Regions from separate parts of the Homo sapiens genome. Here region 2 is linked to region 1. Evidence: read pairs that join two places in POLR2A ChIA-PET (ENCODE). Cell type or tissue: GM12878. All regions are shown on one strand. Links, peaks and the distances in the headings refer to the core of each region. The heading gives the core; the rest is flanking DNA. Region 1 overlaps SCAF11 (SR-related CTD associated factor 11). Region 2 overlaps ARID2 (AT-rich interaction domain 2).

Region 1 (2,922 bases), core at 299-2,798:
GGGTACTGAGCCTGGTATTGGAATATAAAGACGGATTAAGATACTGTATCACTTCCCGGTACAAGGAGTAGACTTGGAGACATAGGATACAGAAGATGAACAAGATAGCATATGCCAAGTGCCAAATGTGAGAAATAGGCAAAGAGTTTCTAAGACATTTTTTTAAATGTACCAGTGGGGGAGTAACTAACGACTGAGGCAAGTAAAGAAAAATAATGATAATAAAGTGCAAAAAGTTAATGTTCTTAAGTCCAATTAGGACTTACGTTGTGTTTCCTTAGGTGGACTTCAAGTCTATCTCTCTCCCATTTATTTGTTTTGAAAGTGGTTTATAAGATGTTTAAATTGGGGATTTTGAGCTTAATGTAGTAGCAGAAAGGTGGCAGTGGTGGAGAGATGGAAAGTACGAGAAACTAGTTAGGAGAAAATGGAAAGAAGACTAGATATCAAAAAAGAAGGCCTGATTAGGACTAAGCTCCCCTAGGGCACAGACCTAATAGACACATAGATATCAACAAACCTGGAGTTCAGAACTATGGGTAGAGTGAATGCCTACAATATACTACGTAATGAACTACACATTCTGGCATGCCTTTCCACATTTAATCCTCAAAATACCAGAACACGATACATTTAAAAAATTAAAACACCGTCAATACTGAACAACAGAACACTGCATTAAAAAGGCTTAAAAATCACCCACTAAACAAAGCTAACTTAAGAGTATGAACAGAGACAGAGTTAGCTGCTATTACCACTGGACTTAGATAAATGTTATTAAAAAATTAGGTGAGGAAATTGAGATACTGATTAGATCACCTATAAAAGGTGACAATCAGTCATCTAGGACAACCAGAGTTCAAAACCAGGTCTGACTGACTCCTAAACCTAAAACACACACACACACACACACACACACACACACACACACACACAAAGACTGAACTAATTTTTACCTTACTGTCAAAATTACAATAAAAAGACAACCCTAAAAGTACATCTGAGAAGTCTAGGGTAAAAGAAAGGATAAAAAAGGAAGAAGTTTAGTCTTATCCCTAATAGAGATGTGAGTCTTAAGAGGGTTTAAATTTACTCAAGAGGGTTTAAAGATTGAGAACACTTTTAATTTTCACTAAAAGTGTTGGTATAATAATCTTTTACAAAAAGGAATAAGTATAAACTTTAAAAGAACACGTCTGTATGCTGCTATTCTGGCTGGAGGCATTGGAGCCCAAGTTAGTGAGCAAAATGCTCATGTTACGAATAGTGAGGGAACCCAGATTAAGATTCTTTTTACCTTAATAAAAAGAAAAAGGGATTACTTCTTTTTAGACTCCTTCAACTTGGAACAGTCCCCCAGTCTTGACTTTCATGACCTTGTTTGTACTCCTTAAAGCTTATAGATTAGTTCTGTTGCAAAATGTCTTCCAATTTGGGTTTGCCTGATACTTCCTTTTATTTTTTTTCAGATGTAGTTTTCTTTCTGTAGGATGCCAGATATTTCCTTATGGTTAGATTCAGGTTGTACACTATTTGACAGTAATTATGATGTGTTTTTCTCATTGTGTCCTGTCAAATGGCATACAATTTCTGTTTGTCTCATTACTGATGATGTGCACTTTGATAACTTGATTGAGGTAATATCATCCAAGCGTCTTCACTGTAAAGTTACTTTTGTCCCATTGGTAATTAACATGCATTTTTGTGGAAAAGTATTTTGAGACTGTAAAATAGCCCATTCCTTATTAAACTTGCTATTTATTTATTCCGAGATTATCTCAGCTTTGGCTAGTGAAAGCCTTTCAAGATAGTTTCTGTTTTCTTTTGACTTGCTCTTCGCACTTCCTTTTTTTTTTTTTTTTTGAGGTGGAGTCTCACTTTGTCGCCCAGGCTGGAGTGCAGTGTGGTGATCTTGGCCCACTGCAAACTCCACCTCCCAGGTTCAAGCGATTCTTGTGCCTCAGCCTCCCATGTAGCTGGGATTACAGGCATGGGCCACTACACCTGGCTAAATTTTGTATTTTTAGTAGAGACAGGATTTTGCCACATTGGCCAGGCTGGCCTTGAACTCCTGACCTCAAGTGATCCACCTGCCTTGGCCTCCCAAAGTGCTGGGATTACAGGTGTGAGCCACCACACCCAGCCACTTCCTTACTTTTGGACATAAGAAAATGAAGCTCACCTTGTACTTTCCCTGCCCCAGCACTGGAATCAACCATTCCTCCAAAGAGTGGTTGCTTTTAGTGGAGAAAGGTATTTAGAAAACAAGATTTGGATGCTCTAATTATTTCAATGTCTATGTGTAGAAAACCATGAATTGGTACCAATTTCTCCAATTTCAGTCCGCAAGATTTGTTCTTGTTTTCTCCATTACCAAATTTATAACTCCCTTCTCACCAGGAGAACTCTGACTCATTATCATTACTTACTAAATTTGATCAACCCCCTGCATGTGGCCAGTTTCCCATTGCCTTTGCTGTTCCCTACCTTCTTTGCATAACTTTTTTCTCTACTTAGGCTCTGACATCCTGTCCTGGGATGCACCCCTTACCCCATACTTCTTAGATACCCCATACTGAAGATTTTACCATTCTGTTTGAGCTCTAGTACCTTAATCTGATCTAGAGGTTCCTCTAGATCAGTGAAACAACTGAAGGCCGAAAGTCAGATGGACCCAGCTATAGATACTTAGCAACTTCTCTGACACTTAACAAGTCATTTAACTTCTCCAGAGCCCCAGACTCATTTCTGTAAAATGGACTAACACAGTCAACATTGCAAGGCTACCGAAAAGATCAAATGAAAATGTATGTAAAATGTCTACAACAGAGTGGCTGACACATAGTAAATATCTGATAAACATTAGCTATCTTCTGTAATATGGGTGATAATTTCTTAAACTTTGATCTCAATACTTTTAGA
Region 2 (2,922 bases), core at 300-2,799, 200 kb before region 1:
TTTTATGGTCATCTCAGTAAATGAGGAAAATAAATTGATAGAGTATTTAATCAGAAAACAAACATTATGCTCAATGGTGAAATGTTAGAGCAGTGGTCCCCAACCTTTTTGGCACCAGGGAACAGTTTTGTGGAAGACAGTTTTTCCACAGACTGTGGCAGGGGGATGGTTTCAGGATGATATTAAGTGCATTACGTTACATCATTAGATTCTCATAATGAGCATGGAACCTAAATCTTTTGCATGCGCAGTTCACAGTAGGGTTCACGCTCCTTTGAGAATCTAATGCCACTGCTGATCTGACAGGAGGTGGAGCGCAGTTTCGCTGGCTTGCCACTCACCTCCTGCTGTGCAGCCCGGTTCCTAACAGGTCAGTTAGTACCAGTCTGTTGAAATTGTGAACCATTGGCTAAATAAACTTATTTTCATTATAAATTACCCAATCTCAGGTGTTCTGTTTTAGCAACACTAAACAAAGACGAGAAAATTATCACTACTTTTAAGTTAAATAGGAAAGCAAAGAAACAATGGGAAAACTATTGGACCTAATGAGAGACTTCTATAAAGTGGACAGAATCCAAAAATATAAATATGCAAAAAAGTTTTTATTTAATTTTGTTTAGAATCAGGGTCTCACTGTGTTGCCTGGGCTGGAGTGCAGTGGCAAGATTGTAGCTCACTGTAGCCTCAAACTCCGGAGCTCAATCAGTCCTCCCACCTCAGCCTCCTGAGTAGCTGGGACTACAGGTGTGTGCTGCTGTACCTGGCTAATTTGTTTGTTTTATTTTTATTTTTATTTATTTAGTTATTTATTTTTAGAGATGAGGGTCTTGCTGTGTGGCCCAGACTGGTCTTGAACACCTGGCCCCAAGTGATCCTCCTGCTTCAGCCTCCTGAGTCTCTGGAATTACAGACACAAGTCACAGTATCCAGCCAAATATGCAAAACTTAGTATCTACTATTTTAAAATATGATACCAGCAATTCCAATTAAAATTAATAAAAAAAGATCCAACTTATAATAATATCTAAGAATAAACACAATGAGAAACATGTAAGACCTATATAAGAAAAACTTAAATGAAGCTGGGGGCGGTGGCCTGGGCAATGTGGTGAAACACCATCTCTACAAAAAATACAAAAATTAGCTGGGTATGGTCCCAGCTACTTTCAGGGGGCTGAGGCGGGAAGATCACTTGAGCCCAGGAGGAGGAGGTTGCACTGAGCCGAGATCGTGCTACTGCACTCCAGCCTGAGTGACAGAGTGAGACCTTGTCTCAAGAAAAGAAAAAATTGTGGAATATTTAGGTTTTGATTAATTCTTTGTAAGATGAGTATCTTTTGTATATATGTTTGTTTGATGGTTTTGTTTGTGATTGTAATATTCTTGACTAATTCCAGGCAGACCACATACGAAGAAAATATTATTTATATTTAAACTCCTGCCTTTCTATAGAGAGTCAGTTTACACACAAATATTACTTAATTCCCACAGTTGTTATTATCCATAATGTTATTCCTTTTTTCAGGTGGAGAAATTGTGGATTTAAAAGTTTGTGACTTGCCTAATACCACACAGCTCGTTAAGAAGCTAATACTTGGAGCCTTTATCTTTCTGTTATAATAAATTATGAATAAACAGCTGAAATCTGTATTAGACATAAGAAAGGAGAACCTTGTTCTAACCAGAGAATTTCCTATCAGCCTTTCAGGCGAAGAAGCCTCTCTTCTTATTTTCTTATATTCTCTTGCCAGAGTAGAGGTGATGGAAAATAAGGTAAAGATAGTAAATTATAGAGACAGGAGCACAGAGTGCCCTAAAGTTAAACAAGTTTGAATTCTGATTCTATCACTTAACTAGCTTTGGCCTCAGGTAAATTATTTACCTTCTTCAACCCTCAGTTTTCTACTTACTAAAAGGTTTTAGTAATACTTACCTCATAGTGTTTAATAATTGGTAACTAATATCATCATCATCATCTTTCATTATATTAAATGAGAGGATTCGGTTAGGATTGATGTTTTCCATAAGACGCACAGAAATCTTTGCCTCTCCTCCTGTGATCAGGGAGAATGATTTTACCTGCTGATTTATGTGGTAGTGAAAGAGCAATGAACTATGATTTAGAAGGCCTAAGTACAACGCCCCTGGGTTAGTGGAAAAAAAAACCTTACACAAGTTACTACAGGTTAAGTATCCCTAATCCGAAAAGCTCCAAAATTGGAAACTTTATGAATGCCAACATGACACTTAAAGGAAATGCTCATTGGAGTATTTTGAATTTTCAGATTAGAGAAGCTCAGTAGGTAAGCTTAATGCAAACATTCCCAAAAAAACACAAAAACACCCCCCCAAATCCAAAAAAATTCAAAATCTGAAATAGTTTTGGTCCTAAGCATTTTGGATAAGGAATACTCAACCTGTAGTACTTAGGTCTTATATTTTATTACCTTTAAAATAGAAATATCCTAAAAAAGATCCAGTGAAATAATAGATTTACTGTGTAGGGCAGTGGTCCCCAACCTCTGGGCCATGGACCAGTAGTGGTCTGTGGGAAAATTGTCTTCCATGAAACCATTCCCTGCTGTCAGAAATGTTGGGGACTGCTGATGTAGGCTATAGAGAGGGTCATATTTCAAAAAACCTTTATTTAATGCCCAATATTGAATAGCTCTGTGAAAGAATACTGTCAATCTCTAAGGGACTGAAAGTTACAGTCTTTTATATACTGTGATTCATATTTATAAATATAATTTTAACTGTACACATTTTTTATCTGCATATATAGCTTTTTTATTTCTGGTCTATCAATGAAAAACAAAGGTAGTAAGTCCTTTGATCCTTTTGGTTGCTTAAAGTAGAGGACAAATCTAGCCCAATGTTAAGAATCCTTAAGAAAACTACATAGAACAGAAAGGGTAT

Evidence for each region. Peaks named below come from ENCODE experiments on the same cell type or tissue, not always from the same donor. Only the 100,000 strongest peaks of a DNase experiment are listed, where the experiment ranks them.
Region 2: POLR2A ChIA-PET joins it to region 1 with 5 read pairs; 2 of 35 experiments call an interaction of 5 or more read pairs at or near these places.

The regions. Positions count from the first base shown.
Region 1 is chr12:45,982,850-45,985,771 of GRCh38, forward strand. The region is part of intron 1 of SCAF11 (SR-related CTD associated factor 11); the gene reads right to left. Among named protein-coding and RNA genes, the nearest start is that of SCAF11, 6.3 kb to the right of the region's middle. In GM12878, for the core only: no CTCF peak of the experiment used is centred there; a DNase peak (open chromatin) is centred at 1,780; H3K4me3 peaks cover 1,047 bases; H3K27ac peaks cover 1,261 bases.
Region 2 is chr12:45,783,386-45,786,307 of GRCh38, forward strand. The region is part of intron 3 of ARID2 (AT-rich interaction domain 2); the gene reads left to right. Among named protein-coding and RNA genes, the nearest start is that of ARID2, 55 kb to the left of the region's middle. In GM12878, for the core only: no CTCF peak of the experiment used is centred there; no DNase peak of the experiment used is centred there.